2 separate regions of the Homo sapiens genome follow, and region 1 is linked to region 2. Evidence: read pairs that join two places in POLR2A ChIA-PET (ENCODE). Cell type or tissue: Panc1. All regions are shown on one strand. Each heading gives the region's core, and the rest is flanking DNA. Links, peaks and the distances in the headings are about the cores only. Region 1 overlaps DIP2B (disco interacting protein 2 homolog B). Region 2 overlaps DIP2B (disco interacting protein 2 homolog B).

What was found. ChIA-PET counts read pairs that join two places held together with the same protein. Peaks named below come from ENCODE experiments on the same cell type or tissue, not always from the same donor. Only the 100,000 strongest peaks of a DNase experiment are listed, where the experiment ranks them.
Region 1: POLR2A ChIA-PET joins it to region 2 with 5 read pairs; 3 of 35 experiments call an interaction of 5 or more read pairs at or near these places.

What each region holds. Positions count from the first base shown.
Region 1 is chr12:50,657,682-50,672,922 of GRCh38, forward strand. DIP2B (disco interacting protein 2 homolog B) reads left to right here. Exons shown (of 38, transcript NM_173602.3): 4 at 2,513-2,638; 5 at 13,505-13,717. Among named protein-coding and RNA genes, the nearest start is that of ATF1, 99 kb to the right of the region's middle. RefSeq lists an enhancer at 3,723-3,782. In Panc1, for the core only: no CTCF peak of the experiment used is centred there; a DNase peak (open chromatin) is centred at 6,940.
Region 2 is chr12:50,590,167-50,605,407 of GRCh38, forward strand. All of the region lies in intron 1 of DIP2B (disco interacting protein 2 homolog B), which reads left to right. Among named protein-coding and RNA genes, the nearest start is that of DIP2B, 93 kb to the left of the region's middle. In Panc1, for the core only: a CTCF peak has its summit at 7,403; DNase peaks (open chromatin) are centred at 7,585 and 8,185; H3K4me3 peaks cover 1,062 bases; H3K27ac peaks cover 3,230 bases.

The sequences.
Region 1 (15,241 bases), core at 2,709-10,708, 67 kb after region 2:
GCATAACCTGAAATTAATTATAAGGAAATATCAAGCAAGCCAAAATTAAAGAACATTTTACAAAATAACTAGTCTGTACAAAAATATCAAGATAATAAAAGGCAAAGTAAGGCTGAGAAACAGTTCTGGATTATAGGGGAATCAAGAGACAGGACAACTAAGTAGGATTTCCTCCAGTAGATCCCAGATCAGGAAAAAAGGTGGGAGGGAAAACCTATAGAGGACATTATTGGGACAATAGACTATGTTGGAATATGGATTGTGGGTTAGATAATAGTTTGTATCAATGTTGAATTTCTGTATTTTGGCTGGTAATCCCAGCACTTCGGGAGACTGAGGCGGGTGGATCGCTGGAGCCCAGTTCAAGACCAACCCTAGGCAGCATACATAGCAAGACCTCATCTCAAAAAAAAAAAAAAAGAAAGAAAAAAAAGAAAAACAAGAATTTCTGGGGTTTGTTGTTTTGTTTTTTTGAGACAGAGTCTTGCTCTGTCGCCCAGGCTGGAGTACAATGGTGTGATCTCGGCTCACTGCAACCTCCGCCTGCTGGGTTCAAGTGATTCTTCTGCCTCAGCCTCCTGAGTAGCTGGAATTACAGGTGCGTGCTACCATGCCTGGCTAATTTCTGTATTTTTAGTAGAGACAGGGTTTTACCATGTTGGCCAGGCTGGTCTTGAACTCCTGACTTCAAGTTATCCACCCACTTAGGCCTCCCAAAGTGCTGGGATTACAGGTGTGAGCCATTGCACCCGGCCAATTTTTCTGGATTTTGAATAATGTCCTGGGGTTATATAAGAGAAAATTCCTTATTTTTAGGAAATATGTTTGAAACATTTCTGAAGAAATAAGTACATATACTTTGATCTCAGCAGTTTTTGTAATTAATTCTAAGAAAATAATTAGACATGTGCTAAGGTGAAAATACTGAATTATTCTTTCTATGAATAATTTCAAAAATTTGGAAATAACCTAGTATCTGATAATAAGGAATTGTGTAAGTAAATCATGGCACATTCATGCAGTGAAATACTATGCAGCCCTTAAAAGTTATGTTGTTGGTCTGTACACAGTGAGGTGTTTCTCCTTGTATTAGTGGAGGTTTTTTGGTTGCAAGAAACAGAAGCTGGCCGGGCGTGGTGGCTCACGCCTGTAATCCCAGCACTTTAGTAGGCCGAGGCGGGCAGATGACAAGGTCAGGAGTTCAAGGCCAGCCTGACCAAGATGGTGAAACCCCACCTCTACTAAAAATGCAAAAATTAGCTGGGCGTGGTGGCGTGTACCTGTAGTCCCAGCTACTTGGGAGGCTGAGACAGGAAAATGGCTTGAACCTGGGAGGCAGAGGTTGCAGTGAGCTGAGATTGCGCCACTGCACTCCAGCCTGGGCGACAGAGCGACACTCCATCTCAAAAAAAACAGGTCAACTTACATAGGCTACCTTAAATAGCTGAGGTAGGTCATAGAAACAAATCAACATTTGAAAAACCCCTAGAAAGGAGAGATAACTCTGGGAATCTCAACCTTGAAGTTTAAAACCTTCCTTCTTTCTAGGGCATTGTCACATTGTCGTTAAAGTGATTCCATTTAGGACCTGCAGTTTCTTGATTCAGAGTTTAAATTTAAAAAAGAGGATCTCATTGGTCTAGCTCTTATAAGGGGTATATTTACTTTACAGAGCGGTATGGAAGGATAGTTTGTTTGTGGATTAGGCCCATTCCTAGACAAAAGGAAACTATTTTTTTTGTGACTTAGGAAGCTACCTCAGCTGTTATCTACCTCAGTAAGATTTTGTAAGAGTTTTTTTTTTTTTTAGCGGGATACAAAATACTGTGTACAGTATGATTCAATTTTGTGGAACTATAGAGTGACCTTTGGAGTGGGGGTAGAAAATGAAGAGTTTTGTTTGGATGTGTTAATTTTGAGATTCCTATTAGACATTCAAGTAGAGAGCTGAAATTTTTTGTGCCCAAAGTGGCAAACAATTAACATCTGCCCTTATGTTTTTCTAGATCAAAATAAATCCTTCTCTTCCTGTGGCATAGAACTGAGGGGTCTCAACCAAGTTTTCTTTCAGACTTGAAAGAAATTTTCTTTCAGTTAAGAAAATCCTAAGCTTCTTTTCTTGAAAAATAATGAGTGTTCTCCAGGCACCTGCACAGCGCTCATTCCATTTGAGGCAGAATTTCCTGCTTGGCACAGATGCATGTTAGACTCAGTATTCTGTCCCCACCCACCTCCCCACATCTCTGTCAACTCTTTGTCTGGTGTGTTAAGGAGTCACACATCATTCTGGACTTCATTTTCCTCCTCCGTAAAATTATCCCTGGCTTCTTTTATTTTTGTTTTTGATTTTTATTTCTAATTGGTCTTAATCAAATTATAAATAAAAATCATCTGAACGTCCCCTTTACCTTTTTTTTTTTTTTTAAACAATTGAGGCAGTGATAGTTCAGCTCACAGTGGTAAACACTTTCAAGAGCCGGAAGCTAATAAATGCAAATGTTTGCTTTTTCAGATATCCACACAGAAGCAGTTCAGGCTGCACTGGCAAAGCATAAAGAACAGAAGATGGCTTTGCCCATGCCAACCAAAAGGCGATCCACATTTGTTCAGTCTCCTGCAGATGCCTGCACACCTCCTGGTAGGTTTATCAGAGCTTTTTCTCTCTGACAGTTAATACCTTGATGTTCCTGAAATAAGTTCTGCTTTTTCTTTTCTGAGGTAAGAACCAGAATCTTCTCCCCGCCATTAGAGGAATGTAAGAGAACACTCTGAGGTGGCAGATTTTGCTTGTCATCTCGTAAACAACACACAAAAAGATGTCTTAAGAGTAAAACTATTCAAAACTAAACAAAAAAACTTTCCTTCTGAATTTCCAGTCTTTTTTTTTTTTGGCTGTAATCCCCAGACTTATGTAGTCATAAATACAGGCCAAAGCTTAGGCCAAAATCCTGCTGTGTTAAATAGCCACTTTCATTGTCACCCAATATACTACTTGTAGTCATATATCTAATTCATTTGTACTCCTAAACCAAATGCTTCGTCTCTGCAGCAGGCATGAGAATTGTTGGACTTGGGACAAAAGTTTTTGTGTCATTAACAATTATGGAAGAGCAATCATGCAAAGTTGTGATGGACCTGCAAAACGTATATAAGTGTGTTTATGTGTGTGTGTGTTAATGTATTTTGTACACATTTATTTATTTTTTAAGAATCTACTTTTTATAACGGGGTCATGAGATCAGTGAGAACTAGGTATCTTCATCCCATCCCTGTTCACCAGACTTCAATCCTTATGCTCCCTAAGGTAAATTTAAAGAGTTATAACTTCATATTTGAGGAATAACTAGAAACAATCTAAGTTGTCTTGTCTGTTCAGAATCTCTCCCAAAGTTTTTTTAAAACCTTAAAAAAAATTTTTTTTGAACTTCTCTAGTGGAAGCTCGAAAAAAATTTTTTTTAGATCGAATCCCAGACAAGATCTTGATATAGGCCTTTGAGACTAAACATAGTAAATCTATTTCAGAGCCTCAATATAGTGTCTCTCTTTCTACTTTCATGTTACTGGTAATGAAATCTTTGAGAACAAATTTCCCCATACTTTTTTGGCCTAAACTACTTAATACGTCTTTGGGGAGATTCCTAGGTTGCCTTATGGTTGACTTTGATTCACAGCTGTCAAGTTGTTGAGCTGTTCATACTGATCCTATTCCCTGATCCAGATTAATATTAATAGTTTTCTTCTCGGTTTTGGCTAACTTCTCAGAGCATTTGGGTATGCTGTGGGCTCATTTACTGTGTGTGCTTTTTTTCTTCACATCTGTGGTGTCAACATGTTTGAAAGAGAAATAGCTCTGTGGCTTCAAGTGTTTCTCAAAATGTATCACAGGGTACCTCTAGCCGGCTATCACAGTAAGACAGTTTGTGTCTATAATGGTGCATACCTCAAACCTACTCATTGAAAATCTTGGATGGTTTCCCTTCCACATTAGTACAGCACAAGTTGGGTCCTCATGGACAAAGGGGGCTCTCAGTTTAGTAGCTATTCCTTTTTGGCAGATTACACTGCAGTGTGGCTGAGGGTTCAGTTGCAGTAAATGGCAAAGGGTAGGGAGCAGCATGACATGTAGTTCTTGGAAATAATCCCCTCCAAAGCTGTATCAAAGACATGCAGTTTCAGAGTAAATAGGCTGCCCTTATGGCTTTGGGTGAAATGTGAGAATGCAGCAAAGACCTTGAGAATGCTCAGAAGGAGTGGAAACCTTTTTTATCCGCTTTTACAAAAGTCACTGCCTGAGGGGAATTCACGAACTCTAGAAACAAATCGCAGCTGTTCATTGCTGAATGAGACTGTAGTCCTTTGAAATTAACTATAGGCCTCTGTATTTCTAGACACTAATGTTCTCCTCTGTCTGCAGCCTTGACGTTGTGGCCTAATGTTCTTGATCATATTATATGTTTTATACATAATAATTTCATGATTCCAAAGATACAATCCTTTCTCCTAAGACTTGTATTCAGCAGAACAGAGTAATAAAAAGGTTCTGTACCCATTTATCTCCTGTTCTGGGGATCTCTGGGTAGTATCTGAGAAGGCTTCATGTGCTGTGAGGGACATCTGTGTTGTCAAATAGAAGAGGAATTCTCTCACAACAAGGGGAAACATTGAGCGCACCCTGCATAGTGATTTCTCACACAGCCCCCACATGGGATATCTTGATGCTGTCATGCAACAATTACACACATGCCTAAGACAAATACTTTGCTCTAGTGAGGAAATTTGGGAAGAACTCTTATCATAAGGCTTCCATTAGCCCCTTTCATTTTAGGGAGTAGAATTTGCTGTTCCCACATTAGGAATCGATTCCATTCTCTCCAAGATCTTAAGAGCTACCAATTGGCTGTTTCCAATGCCTAGTTGTAGCTTAATCCTACATCAGTATCTCCCAGAACTTGTTACAGCCTAACCCAGCGATGTGGAATAGGTTTTATCTCGCATATGTACTCTGATAGCCATAGAAACACTGAAGCTTAGAAGATGCCGAGGCTGTGTTCAAGGGAAGGGAGGAGGAAGAAAACTTACATTAATCATTGCCATTAAAGTCTTTAAAAAAAAAATGAGCTTCTGGCCAGCTACCAAAGTGACCTAAAGCGGGGTACGGTGGCTCATGCCTGTAATCCCAGCACTTTAGGAGGCTGAGGCAGGCAGATCAGGAGGTCAGGAGTTCGAGATCAGCCTGACCAACAAGGTGAAACCCCGTCCCGGCTAAAAATACAAAAATTAGCCAGGTGTGGTGGTGCGTTCCTATAGTCCCAGCCACTCAGGAGGCTGAGGCAGGGGAATTACTTGAACCCGGGAGGCAGAGGTCGCAGTGAGCCGAGATCGCGCCATTCAGTCCAGCCTGGGTGACAGAGCGAGACTCCATCTCAAAAAACAAAACAAAAGTGACCTAAGAACAGTTGTGGTGCCGGGCGCAGTGGCTCACGCCTGTAATCCCAGCACTTTGGGAGGCTGAGGCGGGTGGATCACAAGGTCAGGAGATCGAGACCATCCTGGCTAACACAGTGAACCCCGTCTCTACTAAAAATACAAAAAATTAGCCGGGCGTGGTGGCAGCGCCTGAAGTCCCAACACTTTGGGAGGCCGAGGCGGGTGGATCACAAGGTCAGGAGATCGAGACCATCCTGGCTAACACAGTGAACCCCGTCTCTACTAAAAATACAAAAAATTAGCCGGGCGTGGTGGCAGCGCCTGTAGTCCCAGCTACTCGGGAGGCTGAGGCAGGAGAATGGCGTGAACCTGGAAGGCAGAGCTTGCAGTGAGCCGAGACCGCGCCACTGCATTCCAGCCTGGGCAACAGAGCCAGACTCCGTCTCAAATAAATAAATAAATAAATAAATAAAACAGTTGTGGCCAGGTGTGTTGGCTCATACCTGTAATCTTCACACTTTGGGAGGCTGAGGTGGGAGGATTGCTTGAGCCTAGGAGGGGACCAGCCTGTGCAATATAGCGAGACCCCATCTCTACAAAAAATTAAAAAGTTAGCTGACTGTGGTAGTGCATGTCTGTTGTTCCAGCTACTTGAGAGGCTGAGGTGGGAGGATCGCTTGATCCCCAGAGGTCAAGGCTGCAGTGAGCCGAGATCAATCAACCGTACTCCAACCTGGGAGACAGAGTGAGGCCCCATCTCTTTAAAAAAAAAAAAAAAAAAAAAAGCAAACAAAAAGTTGTACCACTCTTGCAGGGAAAAATTAGCCTAATAGCCTAATATTTTACAGGATTTAGTTGCATCTTTCTTTGTACACTGCCTGAGATGTTACAGCATACATCATAAAGCACATCTTGGGTCAAGGCTGTCACTCTGCACTTGCTGTCTTGTATGCACCTGGTTTCTGGGATAACTTCTAGAGTGCACCAGCCAGTCAGCTTCTTTGGGAGGCACTCAATACGTAACTGTTTGAATTACTGAACTGATGAAAATTTAGAGCTGCTCTTTTTGAGGGATTTAATAAAAAGGATTAAGGAGTAAAATATGTCAGATATTTTGGCTTTATTTATAGTATCATATAGTCTGGAAAATATGGTAAATAGTTGGCATGGGAAATAATTTGTCTTTTGTTCACAAATCACCTGATAAGATGTCAGTCACCCTAAAATTTGCTTATTGAATTATGTACACTAATTTCTATCTTGTGAATTAGAAAATTTAAATTCTCTAAATTGGTAGCAATCTATGGTTCTTTTAGTGCTTGTGGCCTTTTTCAGAGTCTTTTAGACTGCTTGAATTACTGCCATCCAGTTCCCTTTATGTGCTGAAATCATTTACTAATGTCATGAGGCAATTACCTCAGCTCTTTCTTTGTAGGGGTTCTTTGTGTAATGCTATTACTCATTCATACGGAAAAGCACAACGCAAAAACTACAGCATATATTTTTTCCCTCTAAGCTTTTTCCGCACCCTTGTGGACTTACCCTTTGCTGCGTTCTGAGAGTGCACAGATGACCAAATAGACCACATAATGACCCTAAAGCACAGTAAGCTATTTCAACTAGCTTAAATTTAGAAGTCTGTCTCACACAGGACTCTGCTTGAGAGTAGCTAGAGTAATTCATAGGGCCAGAAGACAAGGAGAATTTCCCTCCTTTTTTGGTTTTTGTTTTTTTTTTTTTTTTTTTTTTTTTTTTTTTTTTTTGACACAGTCTCTGTCACCCAGGCTGGAGTATAGTGGCTCAATCACAATTCACTGCAGTCTCAAACTCCCAGGGTCAAGCAGTCCTCCCACCTCAGCCTCTCTAGTAGCTGGAACTGCAGGTGCATGCTGCCACACCCGGCTAATATTTTTATTTTTTGTAGAGTTGGAGATGGGGTCTCACTGTGTTGCTCAAGCTGGCCTCAAACTCCTGGGCTCAAGAGATTCTCCAAAGTGTTGGGATTATAGGCATGAGCCACCACACCCTGCTCTATATTTCTATATATGAAAATGATACCCAGCAACAGATTGGGATATTATCCTTTTAACCTACTTTAATAATGCTTCATGGAATTATAGTACATTATGGTATGCAAAGAACTTTCACATACTAATGACCGCCCTGTGTCATTTGTTTCTCATAAATACTCTGTAAAGTAGGAAGGGCAGATTTAGAGATAAGGAAATAAGCAAGTTCATAGTCGCTAAGTAATTTGCCCCAGGTCAAATAGCAATTAAGTGTCAAACTCAAAATCTTGATTGTGTTCATTATTCCACTGAAGTGTCATGTTTATTTAGAAAATTCTATTTACTTTATAGCCGCGACTCATGCCTATAATCCCAGCACTTTGGGAGGCTGAGGCCCGAGGATCCTTTCAGCCCAGGAGTTTGAGACCAGCCTGGGCAACATAGCAAGAGTTATCATCTCTACAAATAATTTTTTTTAATTCCTTCATAGTGCTAAATAAAATAAAAATTTTAAAAATTAGCTGGGTATGGTAGTGTGTGCCTGTGGTTGTAGCCACTCAGGAGGCTGAGGTGGGAGAATCACTTCAGTCAAGGCTGCAGTGAACCATAATCACAGCACTGTACTCCAGCCTGGGTGACAGAGTGAAACCTCAACTGAAAAAAAAAAAAAAAAATTCCTCTTTCCCTAATAGATACTCACGTGTATGCATGGTACTGGAATGAGCATTTTTACAACCAAATTAAATAACTGTTGTCTTCTGAATGGTTATAGTCCTAAATATGTATCAGTCAGTTAATTTGAACTTAGAATACCTGCTGATTTACCAGGTTGGGGAGTCTTTCCTAAATATTCTAATTTTAACCTAAACCACAAAGTAAACAAAGTTGGCAAATCAGACCTCCATAATAAATGTGCTCTAATTAATAGAGTCAGATCATTTTAATAGTGTATTTTATGATTGGTGTGGGGTAGGACCAATGGTCCACAATTACTTGGGAGACTAGTGAATATCCAGTGTTCTTTAAGCCAAAGTACAATAAAAACCCACTGTATCCGGTTGAATTTGTTTCAATACCTGATTGTAAAATTTAAGGTTTGCTGATAAGAGTAATGTTATGGTTACCATTTATTGCATGCCCTCAGTGTACCAGTCAAAGGGCTAAGTGCTTAACATATATTTTTTTCATTTTTAGTTCACTCAACAGTTTTCTACCCCATTTTACAGAAGAGAAAACAGGTTTAGAGAGGCTCAATAACTTGCCCAGACTTCTGTTTTTAGACATATCAGTTAGATAACCTGAAAATTATCTCCTAGAAAGATAGGGGAAAGAAAATGTTCTTTTAGAAATACTGGGTAAAATGTAACCAGCTTTTTAAAAAATGTATACAGGAGCAAGGGAGAATGATGAACACTGAAAAATCAGAATGGTGAGGTGGTGCTTACTTCCGCTGGGCTGTAGGGAGGAGAATCAGCAAGCCAGGGACCTTAATGTTAACTATAATGATAAAACCTTGGGCCCATCTAAGGTTGCAAGCTGGAATTAAGATCCCTGGAGGGACTTGCATCTTTAGCAGTTGGGTGAATTAGAAAAAAGGAACCTGTCAAAAAAGCTTGCCTGAGGCCGGGCGTGGTGGCTCACGCCTGTAATCCCAGAACTTTGGGAGGCTGAGGTGGGTGGATCACGAGGTCAGGAGATCAAGACCATCCTGGCTAACACGCTGAAACCTTGTCTCTACTAAATAATACAAAAAATTAGCCGGGCATGGTGGCGGGCGCCTGTAGTCCCAGCTACTCGGGACGCTGAGGCAGGAGACCCTGTCTCAAAAAAAGAATAAAAGGAATTAGCAAATTCCTGGGCTCAGGCCATCCTCTCAAGTAGCTGAGACTATAGGCACACACCACCACACTTAGCTAAGTTTTGCATTTTTTGTAGAGACAGGTTTTTGTCATGTTGCCCAGGCTGGTCTCAAACTCCTGAGCTCAAGCAGTTCATCCGCCTCAACCTCCCAAAGTGCTTGGGATTACAGGCGTGAGACAATGCGCCCGGCCAACATGCTAATTGTTTATATGTTTACTAATTGGTTATAGATGGATTGTAGGCTTCTGGTGACCAGTATTCAATGGTGCCTTGTTAAAATCACAGCAGATTATAAACTGAAAGGCAAACTATGTTTTCAGAATTGTTTTCTGTTGCGTATTCGTTATATATAAGAGCTTAGGGAAGATGTTTTATTTATAAGTGATAACAGTCATGAGTTTATTTTTAATCAGAGCAGAATCAGTAGGGAAATGATAAATTTCTATTATTTAATTTTGCCCAAATTTCTACAAATTCATAACAATTTCCTGGGTGACAAATTGCTTTTAAAATAATATTTAAGGGACCTTGTTTTGATTTTTAAAAAGATACAATCCCAGAGCAGTGCTACATTTTATGTAGACTTCACTACATAATCGTCTTTTAACTTTACCCGGATAGTTTCTTATCTGTGACCATAGGTTGAGTTATTCATAGTAAGCACCTCATTTCTCAGGTGGCATCATTTGGCACAGTATTATTTTCTTCTACCAACTGTTAGTCAGTTTCTGCTATCTTTCCCTTCATGTTTATAGGAAGCAATTAGCCATTTAAATTACTCTTAGGAAAAATTTCAGGTTATTCCAAATCAAAAAGAAATACACATTCCTTTTAACCATTCTCCTGGGGATTAGAAGAGGAATTAATGTTGATTGGCCAGGTGCTATGGGCTGGCACCAGTATGGGTGCTTTCTGTACAGTGTCTTTGTTCATGGTCTCCCAGCTATGGTTAGGATAAAGGCAAGTTTCCTTAGCTTGTCTTACAAGGCCCTTGGTGGCCCAATGCTACCTACTTGTCCAGTCTCATCTCCATGACTATCAGTCTTGCATCTGTGCTCTGGCTAGTCTCTGTTTCTTTAATATCTTTAAAAAGTTTTCTGTCCCCTCCAAGCTTTCTCGCGTGCAGCCCCCTCTACCTGACGCTGCACTCTCCCTACCTCTGGGCCTTTCATAACTAATCCCTACTTAGCCATCAGGCCTTGGGTTAGGTCTTACTTCCTTGGGTGCCTGCCTTGAACTCCTCTAACTCATCTCAGTCCCATAAGAATAGGGACTATGTCTTCTTGCCCAACTTTTTATTCCTACCAACTACTGTAGTGCTTAGTGTGTTTGTCAAATGGACGAATAAGTAAACAGTCTTCTCAGATGGGTAATTTTATCCCCAAGTCACATAGCTAGTAAGAGGTGGATCCTAGAGTTTGAATGGAAGACTGACACCAAAGCCATGTTTTTTTCCACTACGCTAAGCTGCCCCATAGTTGTAAGTCATTAAACACTGAAGACTGGCAGACAAACAGGGTAACTGAATTGAAACAATACACCTAATTGCATAATTGATCCAATATAGAAACATAATGAAACCCATTTTCCATAAACCTAATCATGAAAATACTGGTTTTACTGTCTTTTTAAAATTGGGTTATTCTGATTTTAAACTTAAACAAATTAAAATACATATAAATGATACAATAAAATGATACAATAAAAGCAGCCCACAAATCCAATGGAGATTGTGGAATCTTGAGATAACTTACCTTGAAAATACTTTATTCTTAAGGTCAAATTCACCTATCCTAGGGGCCCTATCCCAACTTCCTCTCTGTTTTTTTTAACATGTTTGCTAAGACAGGAATATTTGTGTCCCGGGGTACAGTTGAAATGTTAGAATATTTTCTGAAAATTACACAAAATGCTTTCCTTAAAGGGGTACAGATGTGATTACTTCTTTTTTTCTTTAAATTTTCTTTTAATCACCCCCCTTTTGCATGATAGATCTCATTCTTCTTTATGGACCTCATCACTTTATCTCTTTGGGATCTGGTCACTATTTATCTCTCCACCCTCATTTTTTTCATTTTTTTGCCTTACTCTTCAAAGTCTTTGCTCTATGTACAAAGAAGTACTTGAAATCCCTGACTGTGGTTGGTTCCCATCCTGCGAAACCCTTTGATTACTCCCGTTTCTTAGCATCTGTTTTATTCTTTTGAAATTATCTGTGGGCTTCTGTGTCTCCTGTAAGCCTTTTTAGGGCACTTACTGTGTCATAAGCACTCATACACTTCACAACCCCTAGGACTTGACATAGTTCCTGGCACATGTTGTGATTAGTACTTTTTAAAAAGCAAAAACAGTCACAGGCTTCAGACCTTCCTCAATATGAAATAATAAGTTGGAGGTAGTACAGAACAAGAAGCAAGGGTATAGTCATTATATAACTTTCTGGGTTTTTTGTTTTTGTTTTTGAAATGGAGTCTCACTCTGCCTCCCAGGCTGGAGGGCAGTGATGCTATCTCTGCTCACTGCAACCTCCGCCTCCCGGTCTTAAGTGATTCTTGTCTGCCTCAGCTTCCCGAGTAGCTGGAATTACAGGTGTGCACCACCATGCCTGGCTAATTTTTGTATTTTTAGTAAAGACAGGGTTTCGCGATGTTGGCCAGGCTGGTCTTGAACTCCTGACGTCAAGTGATCCACCTACCTCGGCCTCCCAAAGTACTGGGATTACAGGCCTGAGCCACTGCATCCGGCCCATTATTTTAACTTTCTCTCTTGCTCTGGACCTGCAGAATTTGACTTCTAGATTAGATGAGTCTTTTGTGGTTCAGGTTCCCATTGTGAGGTGCCAGCAGTTTTCCAGCCCCATTGGTTATGTATTTGGCTCTTTGAACCAAAGCAGAACATGAACCTACAGTGTCACCTGAGTTAGACGGAAAGGGTTCTGCAGTACTAACCACAGAATGTTTAATTTTTAAAAACAATGAAATTCAATCCACAAGTTGTAAATCATAACACCCAGAAATCATTTAGAAAGGTTTATCTCACATTAGACCAAATGCCCTCTTTAACTGCGTGCTTCATAAGCTTAGAACCCTGAAATAAATTCCTGACTTCTGTTTTCCCCGGCTTTTGCTTCCCTATATTTGGTTGAGTTTTTTTACCCACCCCCCACCCAGCACGCTTTTCTAATTTAGGCCTATTTTCCTGAAGTCAGAGCCAAGCTGAATACAGACATAAGTGGATTTCTCACAATTCTTCTCCAGCTGAAAATTAAAGAAAGAAATACTGATGCTGTGCCTTCTCCTGTCATGCTTGGAAAGCTTACCTGTGCACCCTGACTGGCTGCCTTTCCTACTAAGGCCATGAATAAGTCCAGGCTAAGGATTGTTTACGCCACTTCATTCCCTAGCACCTAGCTCACTGTTTGGCACGTATGTTTTTTGTTTTTTGTTTTTGTTTTTGAGTTGGAGTCTCGCTCTGTTGCCCAGGCTAGAGTGCAGTGGTGCGATCGTGGCTCACCGAAACCTCTGCCTCCGAGGTTCAAACGATTCTCCTGCTTCAGCCTCCCAAGTAGCTGGGATTACAGGCATGCACCACCATGCCTGTCTAATTTTTTGTATTTTTAGTAGAGATGGGGTTTCACCGTGTTGGCCAGGCTGGTCTTGAACTCCTGACCTCAGGTGATCTGCCTGCCTCAGCCTCCCAAAGTGTTGGGATTACAGGTATGAGCCACCACGCCCGGCCTGGCACATACGTTTTTAGCAAGAATTAAGTTTTTATGTCTCCCTGTCAAGATCATTTCCTTAGAGACTAATAAGTACTTTGTCAAAATCAATGTAGCAACATACCACAAGAAGAGATTCAGGAAGACATATAAGTACTTCAGTATTATTTGAACATAAGTAGATGGACTAGAAAAATTTAGATACTGATTAAGCTTACAACAGAAAAGCAGGGAATAAAGTTTAAATGTTTTGAAAGAGTTTAAAAGAAAACAATTAAAAATTACCTATGGAGTTAGGCTATTTTATTTTTGTAGGCTTTGGTCCATAGACTTTTCCTTGAGATTCTTGAGAAACTTTACATATTAATCTACCTTAAGAATGCGAATGTTTTGCTGGTGTCGAAACTGAATGTGTGATCAATGAGCAAGAACTGAAAAGTCTCTGTTCTAGGTAGGATCGAGAACTTCTTTTTTTCTAATTCCACACAGACACATCTTCGGCCTCTGAGGATGAGGGCTCTCTGAGACGCCAAGCTGCGCTCTCTGCTGCCTTGCAACAGAGCTTACAGAATGCTGAGTCCTGGATCAACCGTTCAATTCAGGGATCGTCCACTTCTTCATCCGCATCTTCTACGCTGTCCCACGGAGAGGTCAAAGGAACCAGTGGGTCTCTAGCTGATGTATTTGCCAATACTCGAATAGGTAGGAGCTGGATCTACCCAAGAAGCCCAAATTACATTCCATTTGGCTCCCAGTATCCAGGAAATAGTTTATGGTTTGTGTTAGGTTTTTCAGTATGGCCTAAAAAAAAGAATTAGAGAAAACATGACAGTTAATGAGGAAAAGATGGAAACACCAGCAATACATTTGTCACAGGAATAATAGATAACACCTGCATTATTGGTGCGTAGTTTTGCCCACCTGAAGCCATAGCTATTTCCATAAGCAATGCTCAAGCTGCAAGATATAACACCAGTCTCAGTGTGGAGTTATCCCAGCTGAAGAATATTCGATCTATTAAAAGGTTAAAATATGTAACATCTTAGATTTTTCCCAGGATTGTTACCTATATTCTGTTAAACCAAAAACACTAAACCTGAGCAAAATCTATACTGAGCCAATATCAGTGAGGACTTTTGTCTTGACTGGATTTGTTGTCCTTGCTGCTGTGATATTGCTACACTGGAGTGTGCAGGCCGAGGATATTGGTACTCTGAGCTGCTATCGATACACTGCAGATGCTACTATACAGAGTGTAGCTTTTGCTTGCCCCTGCTTTATGTTTTGTGTGTGTGTTTTTTTAAAGAGTTGTGACATCTGCAGATAAAGATACAGCTCAGATCTCTGCTTTTGCTTAATTGGTTGTTACAAATTACACCAAGTAATGTGTGTTAACATTATGTGTCTGTGATATCTTTCCCTTTTTTTTCTTGACAATCAGTGCATTTTGGTGTCTTAATTTTCATCTCAGTGACCTGTCTATATCACCTAATATATCTTTATTCTGTTAACTGATTTCTAAAAAAAGAAAAACTTGGAAAAATTTCAATTCAAGACTATAATTTTTAAAGAAATAGCTACCTTGAGGGTATGATTGCCCTCCTTAGAGACCCATGTGCCAACAGCTGATGACTTGTCTTGCACGCTTAGCTCTGCCCTGCCCTGCCATTTCCTGAGCCTCCTGAAGCAGCTACAAAGATTTGCGTATTCACCACCTCTCCAGTCGTGGAGCAACAGAGCCATGGTTGCTGAGGTTTTATTTCCACATCTGTCTAAAAGAGACCAGTATTACTTGTTAAATATATTATCCTAATACCCAGTTAACTTTTACCTGGATTTTTGTTAACAAGATGTCTCATCCAACCGTATATTTTTCATTGCTTCTACTACTCTGTGAAAAGTTACTGGTTCAGTTACTCACAGAAACCATTTTATCCACATTATTGCTTTTTGGATGTTTGTTGTAACAGGAGTAATTCATGATCCTAATAGAAAAATTCAAAAATATAGGTAAAAGAAAAGTAAAATAACCTATAATCCTACCTCCCATGGGTAATACTTTAGTATTATTACTGTAGTGTATATTCTTCTAGATTTTACTTACATATGTAAGGTTTTGGTTTTGATTTTACAAAAATGAACTGTCCTAAACATAATGTTAATAACCTGCTTTTCTTAGCAGTATGTGATGAACATCTTTTACATCATTATGTTACACTATTATTT
Region 2 (15,241 bases), core at 2,953-10,952:
TTTTTAATTTTATGTAGAGGTGGGATCCCACTATGTTGCCCAGGCTGATCTCGAACTCCTGGGCTCAGGCGAGCCTTCTGCCTTGGCCTCCCAAAATTCTGGGATTACACTTGTGTTTCTGCTTTCTCTCTGTTTTTGAAGATGCCATTTGTGGCCCCCACTGGAGAAGTAATTGAGGACAGTTGTGGCCCAAGGAGTGATTTTTTTTTTTTCTTTTTCCTGAGACGGAGCCTTGCTCTGTTGCCCAGGCTGGAGTGCAGTGGCGTGATCTCAGCTCACTGCAACCTCCGCCTCCGGGGTTCAAGCAATTCTCTTGCCTCAGCCTCCTGAGTAGCTGGGATTACAGGCACGCACCACCATGCCCAGCTAATTTTTGTATTCTTAGTAGAGATGGGGTTTCACCATGTTGGCCAGGCTGGTCTCGAACTCTTGACCTTGTGATCTACCCACCTCGGCCTCTCAAAGTGCTGGGAATTACAGCTGAGAGCCACCATGCCTGGCATGAATGTTGTTTTAATTGTCACAGCATCTGCTACTAGAGGATCATTATTATGATCATTTCCAGTGAAAGCATGTTTAAAAACAAACAAGAATTTAGACTTTAATATAAAATGTGTAGATTGATCAAAATTTGATGTTATGAAATTTTAGTGTATTTATAGACCAGAACCCATCTAGGAAACTCCACTTTCAAGTTAGATTTCTGTGTGCTATGGTTTGAATGTGTTGCCTCCAAAATTCAGGTGTTGCCAATGTGATACTTTTAAGAGATGGACTTTTAAGAGGTGAATGGACCATGAGGGCTTCTCTCTTGGGAGTGGGATTAAGGCCCTTATAAAAGAGACTTCACACAGGTTCAGCTAGCTTGCCCTTCTGCCTTCTGCCCTTTGAAAACTCAGCAAGAGGGCCCTTACCAGACACCAGATGCTTTGCTGTTGGACTTCTCAGCCTCCATAACTGTGAATAATAAATTTCTGTTCTTTATGAATTGTGCAGTCTCAGATTTCTGTTATAGCAGCACAAAATAGGCTAAGACAGTTTTTTCAAAGAGCAGGAATTCAATAATCTGTTTTACTTCTCCATGGACTTTGAAGGCCAAGAAACTAGAAGCTAAATTTAATGCCCAATTCTTGAACCTGAAGTTATTCTAGCCTTTTATGATATTGATTTTTCTTTTTGTTTACCCATCTGATTTTTTTTTTTAAATCCTAATCTTTTCCCCATTGTATTCCTTTTTTAAAATTCTTGGGGGTGAGATCCAAATTATGCATGATAATTTTTTTTAATTTATTTGAGACATTGTCTCTGTCTCCCTGGCTGGAGTACAGTGGCATGATCTCAGCTCACTGTATCCTTTGCCTCCTGGGCTCAGGTGATCCTCCCACCTCAGCCTCCTGAGTGTATCCTACAAGCACTTGACACCACACTGGCTAATTTTTCTTTTTCTTTCTTTCTTTCTTTCTTTTTTTTTTTAATAGAAACATGGTTTTGCCATGTTGCCCAGACTGGTCTCCAACTCCTGGACTAAAGCGGTCATCCCACCTGGGCCTCCCAAAGTGCTGGAATAACAGGCTTGAGCCACCGTGCCCAGCCATATGATAAAATTCTTATACTACATTGTATAAATGAGAGTTTTTGCATTCTGGCTGCTATTTTACGTATCAGGGGACTAAAACGATATTGTTTATTAACTTTTATTTCTTTATTTTTGTGTGTTTTTTTTTTTTTTGAGATGGAGTCTTGCACTGTTGTCCAGGCTAGAGTGCAGTGGTGCGATCTTGGCTCACTGTAACCTCTGCCTCCCGGGTTCAAGTGATTCTCCTGCCTCAGCCTCCCAAGTAGCTGGGATTACAGGCATGTGTCACCATGCCCAGCTAATTTTTGTGTTTTTAGTAGAGACGGGGGTCTCACCGTGTTGACCAGGCTGGTCTCGAACTCCTGACCTCAAGTGATGCATCTGCCTTGGCCTCCCAAAGTGCTGGGATGACAGGCGTGAGCCACTGCGCCCAGCCGATCTTTATTTTTATTTTTTTAGAGACAGCCTGTTGTCCAGGCTGGAGTATAGTGACACCATCGTAGCTCACTGCAGCCTCGAACTCTTGGGCTCAGGCAATCCTCTTGCCTCAGCCTCCTGAGTAGCTGGAACTACAGACAAGTGCCACCATGTCTGGCTAATTTTTAATTTTTTTTGTTGTGACAAGGTTTCATGTTGTTGCCTAGGGTCAAGCAGTCCTCCTGCTTTGGCCTCCTAAAGTGCTGGCATTATAGTTATCAGCCACTGCGCCGGGCCTTAACTTTTAGATTATTTATTTTCTTTCTTCTTTTTTTTGAGACTGAGTCTCACTCTGTCACCCAGGCTGGAGTGCAGTGGCACGATCTCAGCTCACTGCAACCTCCGCCTCCTGAGTTCCAGCAATTCTCCTGCCTCAGCCTCCTGAGTAGCTGGGATTACAGGCACACGCCACTACGCCTGGCTAATTTTTGTATTTTTAGTAGAGATGGGGTTTCACCATGTTGGTCAGGCTGGTCTCGAACTCCTGACCTTGTGATCTGCCCGCCTCGGCCTCCTAAAGTGCTGGGATTAAGCTGTGAGCCACTGCACCCGGCCAGATTATTTATTTTCTTTAGTGGTTCATAACTAATAGTATGATGCTTTTTTATAAGATCGTGCACCTGAAAGCCTCTAGCCTGTCAGTAATAGGTGCTTCTAAATGTTGGTTTTCTTCCTTTCTTTGAACTCCAAAGCAGTTGGGCATTGTCATATTCTCTAGGCACTGATGGCTGACCTGTTCACTGGAGAATTTAAATATGACAAGTTGTCAGTGTTAGTCCTTGCCATTAGACCTATTCTCCGTACTTCCTGAATTTGCACACAAGGCAACCAAATTTCAGTTTGAGCTAAACTTAAGTTTATGCTTCTACAGCCTTTCTCATTGTTTTATATACTTGGCTGGAATTAAAACCCATACAATAAGTAGAACTTGTGTATAGCCCTAGACTTAATGTCCTGGTTTAAGACCAGAGTGGAGTTCAGTCTTTTAAAAATGTAGAACTTGTTGGCTGGGTGCAGTGGCTCACGCCTGTAATCCCAGCACTTTGGGAGGCCAAGGTGGGCGGATCACGAGGTCAAGAGATCGAGACCATCCTGGCCAACATGGTGAAACCCCGTCTCTACTAAAAATACAAAAATTAGCTAGGCGTGGTGACATGCACCTGTAGTCCCAGCTTCTTGGGAAGCTGAGGCAGGAGAGTCACTTGAACCCGGGAGGCGGAGGTTGCAGTGAGCTGAGATCGCGCTGCTACACTCCATCCTGCCAACAAAACGAGACTCTGTCTCAAAACAAAAAAAAAAAAGGAAACACAAAGCAGTCCATTAAGGATATGTCCCAACCTAAAAATTATTCCACCCATTTTGCAGATGAGAAAGAGCCCATCAGAGATTACTGAATCACCTAAGGCCACAAGTAGAGATGAGATGTGGGCATTATTGGGAAATCAGTAGTTCCTACTAGGAATACACTCTTTTCTCCTCTCCTCTCCCCTCCTCTCCTCTCCTCTCCTCTCCTCTCCTCTCCTCTCCCCTCCCCTCCCCTCCCCTCCCCTCCCCTCCCCTCCCCCCCCCTCTCCCTTCCCCTCCCCTCCCCTCCCCTCTCCCCTCCCCTCCCGTCCCCTCCCCTCCCCTCCCCTCCCCTCTCCTCCCCTCCCCTCTCCTCCCCTCTCCTCCCCTCCCCTCTCCTCCCCTCCCCTCTCCTTTTCCTCTCTTCTCTTTTCTTATCTTTTCTTTTCTTTCTTTGATGGAGTTTCACTCTTGTCGCCCAGGCTGGAATGCAATGGCGCCATCTGGGTTCACTGCAACCTCCGCCTCCCAGGTTCAAGTGATGCTCCTGCCTCAGCCTCCTGAGTAGCTGGGATTACAGGTGTTTGCCACCATGCTCTGCTAATTTTTTTTGTATTTTTAGTAGAGGTGGGATTTCACCCTGTTGGCTGGGCTGGTCTCGAATTCCTGAGCTCAGGTAATCCACCCGCCTCAGCCTCCCAAAGTGCTGGCATTACAAACATGAGCCACTGTACCCAGCCTCCTTTGTTTCTTTTTAAATGTGAGGTATCAAAGCCCAACCAACCCTTCTCCACTGCCTCAATAATTAAGAGCACAGAAACAGATGTCCTGAGTTTGAATATGAACCATGACATCTTTAGCTATTTTCTCTTTGATATGAATTCCCATACCTATAAGAATAGTGTTTACCTCAAGGGATTTTATGAGAATTATTTTAGGTTTAATTTTATTGATGAGGCCTTTACAAGAAAAGAAACTCTTTTGTATTTGGCTGATGTTTCGGTTCAGTTTAGAATTCAGCAGAATTTTCTTTAATTTTGTAAAGTCAATACGTATTAGTGTTAAGCTTGGTACGTGTATTACCTCATATGATATAGTTTAGGACTTACATAACAGTATACTGCATTTATATAAGTGTGAAGCAGCTTACATGATCAGATTATTAATTGAGAGTTCAACATTAATTGTCAAATAGGAAAAAGTCATCGAAAATATCAAAATATATTTAAAAAGTTTAACCCACCTCTAATATTACATATTAAAAGATATTTATGGTTTTATATATAATAAAATGTGCGTTGCTAGTCTGTCTTGGTATTATATCAGTTTATATGTTTTGCTGTTTTTATTTCACATTACTAGTTTTTAGGTAGCGTTATCTGGCTTATTTTAACAATGTGAAATAACTGTCAGGTTTGAATGACAACTCTTAATGGGCTTGTCCTGCAGATTCCAAGATTCACCTTTTTGCATTTAACTGTAATGTAGTACTATGTGCTTTGACATTTTCTTTTTATTGAAAGAAATATCTACTTTGAATAACATGATATGTTTTAAAAATGATTTTCATACTACTGTTAAGTTAAATTGGCCATATAAATTAAGCTCAAGCTTGCATTTTAAAAGGAATAAACACATTCACAGCCATTGGCTCTAATAATGAGAGCAAAACCATGCTGACTCTGGTGATGCGTGTTTGCAAGCTAGTCGTGCACACAGTCGTACATTCTCTGACCCTTTGTGTGGTGGTGAATCTGTTTAGCTAGGAGAGTAAACTGGTAAGGTTTTTCATTTTTTAAAAATTTATTTATTTATTTATTTGTTTTGAGACAGGGTCTCACTCTGTCACCAGGGCTAGAGAGCAATGGCTCCCGATCACAGCTTAGCTCAACTGCAGCCTCAACTTGCCTCCCACTTCAGCCTCCCTGGGTAGCTGGGACTACAGGCATGCACCACCACACCTGGGCTTTTTTGTAGTTTTTGTAGAGGTGGTGTTTCACCATGTTGCCCAGGCCAGTCTTGAACTCCTAGGCTCAAGCAATCTGTCTGCCTTGGCTTCCCAAAGTGCTAGGATTACAGGCATGAGCCACTGAGCCCAGCCAGTTTTTTATTAACAGAAAGTATCAAGTACGTCAAGATTATATTTAATGTGGCCATTGAGGAGAATACTACATACATGTTCCTCTAGAACAGTTTTCTTACTTTGTGACAGTTGAACGTATTCAGCAACAAGTCTGTGTATTGATTTACATTATAAAATAAGCCATTTATTCATAGAAGTAAAATCTCCCATGGACTCAAGTAAAAATGTATGAGAAAGTAAATAAATAGCCTCTGGCACGTGACCTCCTGGGAATATATTGAAGTGCTCCCACCGTCTCCTCCTCCACTCTCAGTCTTGCCTTATCACCCTCAAGGAGTAGGATTTCTTTGTACCTTTGTGATCTCCAGTAGTTCCTGGAACATATCTTTCTGCTGTATGTAAGGAATTTATAATGTTCAGTAAAGCAGAATAATTTGATCATACTTTGCCAATAGGTGCTCCCATCTTCATGTAGTATTCTAGTCTGAGAAGTCCATGGCTGTAAGACTTTGGTTCATGTAAGAAGAATTCAAGGTCATTTATGAGTGCTTTGTAGTTGAAGTTCCATGTTTCCAAATTTACTTGTAAGTAAACTTAGTATATCGAAAGGAGTCTTTAACAGGGATAGAATTGTTTTAGAAGTATAAAAGTAAGAATTATAAGTAGAAACAAAAAATAAAAAATTGGGAGAGGGTCTTATGACTCAGTTTTGACTGTATGAGTTTGGTTGTCTCTCTTGCATGGTGGTAAAAACAGATTAACAAAAGAACAGGTATGGATGGTTGGAGGCAGGTCGTTAATATCCATAGCCAGTCTGGGCTGTGGAATCTTAGAGCTTTTCTGCTCATCTCTTCCTAATGGCTGTATAAGTGCCAGACCAGTCTGAGCTTCACTTTTGACCTGTCTCCAGGACTGGGAACCTCTCAGAAGGTTGACCTGGTTTGGATGATCCTAAAAGAGACAGTTTTCAAGTGGAATTAAAATAGACAGAATTCATGGCCAGGTGCCGTCACTGACACTTGTAATCCCAGCACTTTGGGAGGCTGAGACAGTGGATTACTTGAGCCCAGGAGTTTGAGACCAGCCTGGGCAACATGGCGAAACCCCACCTCTACCAAAAATTCAAAACTTAGCCAGTCTCATAACCCAGTCTCTAAATAAATAAATAAACAGATGAAAAAAATAGACTGAGAATTCGGTAACTAAGGAGTTGGATAACCCAAGATATTTAGATAAATCTTATTTACGTGTTTTTAAAAATAGCTGTCACTTGTCTTGGTTAGTTATATTTCCTTAAAACTTGGTGGTTATTACTTTTTATGAAAGAATCATTAGTATTTACTTTAAATGTAGTCAGATATTTATATGAGTAAATATTTCCACTAACTTCTTTTAGAAATTTAAATTTTAAAAGAAATAATTTAGTTTTTTTGTTATGTAGGTAGGGAAACTTACCAATTTCCCCAGTCTTTTGTGAATTCTATGGCCTTTTAGGCAAAACAAGAATATATACCCAGAGACACCATTTATACCAAGGCACTCCACTACACAAACTCTTCTGCACCTTGTTTTTCACATAATTATCTTAGAGAACTTTCCATGTCAACATATGTAGATTTACTTCATTCTTTTTAAGGGCTCAATAGCACATGTTGGAATGGGGAAACTATTAATTATTTGACAACATAACTACTTAAATCATTTAAAAAATATTTTAAGAAAAGGCATTTGAAAATCTGGCATCTTATATTGAAATCTTTGGATCTTTGTCAGTATCATAGTACTTCATCTAAATAATTTTCTTAGTTTATCCATTGGGCAAATAACTGGAGTACGCAGACAGCAGCTATCTCACTTTTTTGATTATTCTAAACAGGGAAAAGGTTAAAAATAAGAGTGTTACCTTAATATAGCACCATTAGGTGGTGCTGAGCCCTTCTATGCATGGAGGAGCGTTAATACAAACGAGCATCACTTCTTTGAATCAGAGGATGGGATGCGTGTTGTCTGATGGATCTGGGGGAGTTTGAGAGGAGGAGAACACAGCACATGGGAGTCAGTGAGGGTGGCTCATGCACATTTCCTGTTCAGTCCTTGACTGAGTCACAAGTGATACAGACTGGCAAGTGTGTGATGACTGCCGACTCCTGTTTAGCCGAAACAACAGAGTGCTTTAATAGTATTTTAGAGCTGCTTTTTTTGTAATTACATTTTCAGTCTTTGTGCACATAAAGTATGCATTAAAGTGAATTCTCACAATTAAGGAGAAGGATGAAAACTGAACAGTCAAGTTCTTTTGATAGTTTTACTCATTGGCTGAGCTGTTTTCAGTCTTTCAGATTTCCTTTTCTTTATGCAAACTTAGTGAGATAAAGTGAGCACGCTTGCTGAACTGAACGGGGTCACACTTAATTCCTTCAGGTTGGGTCCAGAGCAGCCATATGACTGACTGATGTAAGTTTCAGAAATAACTCAAGTAATTTCTAAATATGAGTTTGATTTAGTTTCTTTAATGCCGTCAAGTCATTTGCACCTACCCCACTTTTGCATTACTGAGCAAAGGACTTTTTCTCTTTCCTTTAGAGGAAGGAGAGACCAGGAATCCTGATCATTTATAAAAACTGGGTTAGCCACATAATTAAGGTAATAAGGATGATACTGTCTTGGAAACATTGGATTCAACCTTCATCACAAGATGTGGCCTTCTTGAATATATATATTTAAAAAAAGTTAAGTAGTTTTAATTCTAGACTTACACCCTTAGGGAGAATCTTAACACAAGTCCTTTTGTTGGCCTGCCTTCTGTTCCTCCCTCACACTACCCTCCTTTTCCCTCCCTCAACCCCCTGATTCCATCCTCTTCCTCTTAGAGACTTCTGGAACATATTATTTTACCTGGCTTTTCCACTACTTCTCACATTGCTCTAAAATGTATCCTTTTGCAACACCAAATTCCTCGTGACTGCCACTGCGTCATCTCTCTGGTCATCTATAAATGGATGCTTTTACAAAGCAGCCTGCTCTCCTTTCTCTAATGAGAATATAAAACATCTCCTTTCCCTTTTTTATTCTTTCTTTCAGTTGCAGCTTTGATGATAATCCTTTACCAGCATCTTCCAAGATGTCTTCAGATCCCCTTCCCTCCCCTCCCCCCTCCCCCCTCCCCCTCCCCTCCCCTCCCCTCTCCCCTCCCCCTCCCCCTCCCCCTCCCCTCTCCCCTCCCCTCTCCCCCTCCCCTCTCCCCCTCCCCTCTCCCCCTCCCCTCTCCCCCTCCCCTCTCCCCCTCCCCTCTCCCCCTCCCCTCTCCCCCCTCTCCTATCCTTTCCCATTGAGTGGACACATTTTTGTCTTTCTTTTGGGTAGATTCCTAGAAGAAGTATTGGGTCAACACATATAAACATTAAAAAAAAAAAAAACTCTTGGCTGGGCACAGTGGCTCAGGCCTGTAATCCCAGCACTCTGGGAGTCTGAGGTGGGCAGATTGCTTGAGTCCAGGAGTTCAAGACCAGCCTGGGCGACATGGCAAAACTCCATCTCTACCAAAAAAATACAGAAATTAGCAGGGCATGGTGGCCTGCACCTGTAGTCCCAGCTACTCAGGAGGCTGAGGTGGGAGGATTGCCTAAGCTCTGGAGGTGAAGGTTGCAGTGAACCGAGATGGCACCACTTCACTTCAACCTGGGCCACAGAGTGAGACCCTGTCTCAAAAAAAAAAAAAAAAAATTAAAATTTAAAAACTCTTGAACAGGCTGAGCACGGTGGCTCACGCCTGTAATCCCAGCACTTTGGGAGGCCAAGGTGGGTGGATCTCCTGAGGTCAGGAGTATGAGACCAGCTTGACCAACATGGTGAAACCCTGTCTCTACTGAAAATACAAAAAATTAGGTGGGTGTGGTAGTGCATGCCTGTTATCCCAGCTACTTGAAAGGCTGAGGCAGGAGAATCATTTGAACCTGGGAGGCGGAAGTTGAGTGAGCCGAGATTGCGCCATTGCACTCCAGCCTGGGCAACAGCGCAAGACTCAGTCTCAAAAAAACAAAAAACAAAACAAAAAAACAACTCTTGAACACTGCAATTGTTTCCCCTGAAGGGATGGTCTGATTTCATTATTTCTTCATTTTAACCAGCTATTCGTATAATATAACATAGAAAGCTTGACAGGGTGTAATCATAGCCTTTGTCCAGGGAACTTGGAGTCACTGTTATTTATTAGTGTAACAGCTATTATCAACACCATTTCTATAAAAATTACCTGTTTTCTGCGATGGCAATAGGAGATTTTTGAGATTATGATCTTTTGTATTGTTTTGCTCTTTTCCTGATCATGTAATTTATGACAACAGTTCTCTAAGGACATCCGTATTTATATTCACATTCAACTGCTTCCATTTCCTGCAGCTCAACTGAGCAGGGAAAAAAAATTGAAATATTGAGAACCTTTGTTTTTAATTAGTAAGCTACCTCAAATGTCAGAGATGGTGCAACTTTATAGAATCAGAAAGAACTATTTTCATGATGGTAAGTAATTAACTTTTACTCATTCAGAGTAGGAGACAAGTAAATTCAAGAATCATGTATGTTTGAATTATATCTCTGCCCCCTCAGTCTTTATAGATAAAATCAGGACAGTTGATTTAGACATCTTTTGACATCTCAAGTGATATCCAAAACCATCCCTGGCCCCTACCAGCTAGTGTTGGATGAGGACAAAATATTTTCTGTGAATTCACTTTTTAAATTATTTAACTGTGTTGATACTAGAATAAATTGATTCCTGTTCTCCACAGAAATGTCCTTGTTGTAGCGTGCATAAATGTGGGTATCAATAATACTTTGCAAATGAGAAAGACAAATCTACCTGTTATTCATAAACTAGAGGTACTTCAGGTGTTGGGAGTGAAAATCTGTTCACTGGAGGCTGGGTAGGGTGCACCTGGCCTGGGATTACTGCCTGCAAGATCATCTTTCCCCCTGTTGGACAGCTCAGGAAAACATTCACTTATCTACTGAAAGAGGTAGATAAGTTTTTAAATCAGTGGCTTGTTTTTAGAATGGTTTCTGTAAAATCTGGGTGTTGGTACTTATTTTTTTCCCCTTCCAAAAATTACCTTTTAAAGATGAATGAGTGAGTGGGAGAAGTCTGATATTTGCTTTAGTGATAAAGCCTAGAACATGTTTATGTTTCTCAATTCATTGATTTGCATAGCTATTTCCTCTTCCTGGAGGGCTCCCCCTGGAAACCTCTTCCCAAGATATCTGTAGGGCTGACTCCTCCTGGTCTTACCACCATCACCACCATGACCACCATCACCACCACCACCACCACCACCACCACCACCACCACCACCACCACTACCACCACCACCACCAGGTGTAGTTCACATCTCACATTCTCAACTGGGTCTGCTGGATTGCCTGCCTCACCCATTGGAAGCCCTCATCCCTGCTCTCTTTTTCTAACTTTTCCTTAGTGCTTTCTACCTTCTATCATTCCATATAATCTGTTTATCTGTTATGGTATAATTTGTCTTGTTCCTTCAATCTAAGCTCCACAAGGGGACCCTTGTCTGCTTTGGCACATCCCAAGTGCCTAGACCAGTGCCTGACTTTCGTAGCAGGCCCTCAGCATTGGCCAAATGAGGGATTAGTAGTAATGTGTGTTTATGTGTATAGTACAAAGTGCGTGGAACATGATGACCAGGGAAAGTCTTTTCATTTAAAGGGTGTTTGCTATATATATCTATATATTTTTTTGTTTGTTTGTTTGTTTTTTTTTTAGACAGAGTCTTGCTCTGTCACCCAGACTGGAGTGCAGTGGCGCGATCTCGACTCACTGCAAGCTCCGCCTCCCAGGTTCACGCCATTCTCCTGCCTCAGCCTCCTGAGTAGCTGAGACTAGAGACGCCCAGCTAATTTTTTTCTTTTGTATTTTTAGTAGAGATGGGGTTTCACTGTGTTAGCCAGGATGGTCTCGATCTCCTGACCTCGTGATCCGCCCACCTCGGCCTCCCAAAGTACTGGGATTACAGGCGTGAGCCACCGCGCCCGGCAGCTTTTTATATTTTATGTAAAATATTTTACATTTTTTTTTTGTATTTGGTTTTTATACTTTAGCCAGTTCGTGAACACTCCTCTTCCTTCTTTAGGCTGTTTTTGTTGGCCTTCATAATGTTTCTGTACATTCTTACTATATCTGGCTTTGTATTTAACCTGTTGTTTTTATTTTAGCTGTTAAATCTTACCCTATCTCATGCCCAGCTTCCAATGACCCCAGTCTGTTTGCATGGGAGTTTGGTGCTAGGCACCATCTTCACCCCTGTGTTCTGTGCTCCATCCAGTCCTGGTGTGCATAGTTATTGCTCCAGTTGTATAATTCAACATTCTCATTTTGTGATCAGAGAGCAAAAATTCTTTCTCATGTTATTAGCCACTCAGGGTTGAATTACAAAGGAACTCTTGGGGTTTTGGAAGTCCCGCTTGTCAGCTTTGGTCAGGTTCATGTAATTCAAACCTCAAGCTTGTATATTAATGTACTGAAGTAATTCCCACCTCTTCCCTCTTACGAATCTACTAATAGAACGAGATGTAGCAGGGCCTTGCACACTCACAAATGGTATAGTTGTACCAAAGATACTTATGTATAAGTTAATACATACATATCTCTTGGCAATATAATCAATATCTAAATTAATTTTTTTTTGAGACAGTGTCTGGTTCTGTTGCCCAGGCTGGAGTGCAGTGGTGTGATCTTGGCTCACTGCAGTCTCTGCCCCTGGGACTCAAGCCATCCTCCCACCTCAGCCTCCCTAGTAGCTGGGAATACAGGCACACACCACTGTGGCTGGCTAATTTTTGTATTTTTTGTAGAGACATGTTGCCCAGCTGGTCTCCAACTCCTGAGCTCAAGTGATCCACCCACATTGGCCTCCCAAAGTGCTGAGATTACAGATGTGAGCCACTAAGTCCAGCCTAAATTAAAATTTAATATTTAGGGGGCTGGGTGCGGTGGCTCACGCCTAATCCCAGCATTTTGGGAGGCCGAGGCTGGCGGATCACGAGGTCAAGAGATTGAGACCATCCTGGCCAACATGGTGAAACCACGTCTCTACTAAAAATACAAAACTTAGCTGGGCATGGTGGTGCACACCTGTAGTCTTAGCTACTCGGGAGGCTGAGGCGGGAGAATCACTTGAACCTGAGAGGTGGAGGTTGCAGTGAGCCGAGATCATACCACTGCACTCCAGCCTGGCAACAGAGTGAGACTCTGTCTCAAAAAAAAAAAAAAAAAAAAAAATTGGCGGGGCGCGGTGGCTCACGCCTGTAATCCCAGCACTTTGGGAGGCCGAGGTGGGCAGATCACAAGGTCAGGAGATTGAGACCATCCTGGCATACACGGTGAAACCCTGTCTCTACTAAAAATACAAAAAATTAGCCGGGCGTGGTGGCAGGCGCCTGTAGTCCCAGCTACTCGGGAGGCTGAGGCAGGAGAATGGCGTGAACCCGGGAGGTGGAGCTTGCAGTGAGCCGAGGTTCGGCCACTGCACTCCAGCCTGGGCGACAGAGCGAGACTCTGTCTCAAAAAAAAAAAAATAATAATATTTAATTTAATATTCACACATAACTATTTTTTCTCAAGCAAATGAGTGGTGACAGTTAAAAGTAGGCAAGGTCATGCCCTTTTTACACATAAGCAAAGAATATAGTGTTGCCTGTACTGTGTCCAGGTGTGAAAAGAAGACTAGGCAGGGTGGGAGGAACTGGGAAGAAAAAATATCACAGTGTAAGAAATGGACGCTTGGTTTAGTCTTAATCTTACTGCCTAGGCTACGCAAGTAAGGTATTTGAGAATTGAGTCTTTTAAAAAACATCTTGGCCAGTACGGTGGCTCATGCCTATAATCCTAGCACTTTGGGAGGCCAAGGCGGGTGGATTGCTTGAGCCCAGGAGTTTGAGACCAGCCTGGGCGACATGGTGAAATCCTACGTCTCCAAAAAACTAGCTGGGCATGGTTGCATGCTCCAGCTACTCGGGAGGGTGAGGTGGGAGGATCATTTGAGCCCAGGAGGTCGAGGTTGCAGCAAGCCATGATCATACCACTGCACTCCAGCCTGGGCAACAGAATGAGACCTTGCCTTTGGAAAAAAAAAAGACTCAAGTCATTTTGTGATATTTAGTGCAGAGAAGAGAAGGGAGAGGTATGACTTGGCCCACCATTTTATTTATTAGGAAGATTATTGGTTGTCTTTCAGGTTTTTAAGCTACTTATTCACCTTAGGTGATTAAAGCTCATTTTTCTGCTGAAGTTCTTTTTCAGAAACTGCTCAAGGATAAATTCACAATGATGAGAAAGCCATGGCCTGGTTCCAGGCCTTGGCTTGCTGAATTAGAAGAACACTTTGGGGAAATGCTGACCTTGGCATTGACCAGAGTACCAAATTCCTTTCTTGCATTGTTTTGCATCATGCAAGCTTCTGATGGATTGTACGCTCCTAGATAGTGATAGTGCATTCAACACTGTGCTATATACAGAATAAGCTTTTGAAAGAACCGAGAGCAGACAAGTTAGGCAATAATTATAGTACAAAAGGTTTTACTCTGAATCCTTTAAATAGCAAACTCTTTAATGTTCTTAAATATGATTGATTATATACAGTTTTTGAGAACCTAATGTATTAAATTTAATAAGGAAATTTGTTGGCAGCATGCAAGCATATATCCAACCTCATTTCATTTTCTTGTGAGCTAACGTTGTCAAGTGACTGTGTATATATATGCATTACATGCACTGTGTACATTATAAGTAAATAGCACAGTAGTAGACTTTTTTGTGGCTGACCTTTACAGAAGTTATCTTTTATTGATTTATAACTTGATTGCATTTTTTTTTTTGAGACAAAGTCTTTGACATCCAGGCTTCAGTACAGTGGCATGCATGTTCATGGCTCACTACAGCCTTGACCTCCCAGGCTCAAGCGGTCCTCCTGTCTCAGCCTCCTGAGTGGCTGGGACTGCAGGCACATGCTGCCATGCCTGGCTAATTTTTAAGTTTTTTGTAGAGTCAGGTTCTAGCTTTGTTGCCCAGGCTGGGCTCTAGCCATCCTTCTACTTCAGCCTCCCAGAGTGCTGGGATTATAGGCATGAGCCAGTACACCCAGCTTGATTGCATTGTTGACAGATGAAGCGATATGCCTGATACCAGTTCTTTGAATTTTTTATAACTTGCTTTATGATCTGGTATGTAGTCAATTTCTATAAATGTTCTATTTAAAAAGAATATATATCAATGAGAGTTCCACAGATAACCTCTACAGAAAACTGAGTGAACCTCTTCAGTTCTCCCAAGGATAGTACGTAGCCGGTATCACTTCAGATGCACAGGAGATAAGATACTCATTTTATGTAATGAGTAAAAAGACAGAAACATGATGAATTGCTTAAAGATTCTTATAAATGACTTGAAGTTTATATACACATACCCATTAATGTAGCCTGTTTTCTAGATGACAGTGTCTTTTGAACACCCCGATTTGATTTATTAAACTTTAGATGCAGTAAGGTTTAAAAAACCCCCAACTTTATTGAGGTATAATTCACGTATCATACAATATACCAATTTAATATATAATGGAATGTTTTTTAGTAGGTTCATAGTGTTATGCAACCATCACTGTGATCTGATTTTAGAACGTTTTTAGAACTCCAAAAGAAACCTCAGCCAGGTAAGGTGGCTCATGCCTGTAGTCCCAGTATTTTGCGAGGCTAAGGTGGGCGGATCATTGTAGGCCAGAAGTTTGAGACCAGCCTGGGCAACATGGCGAAAT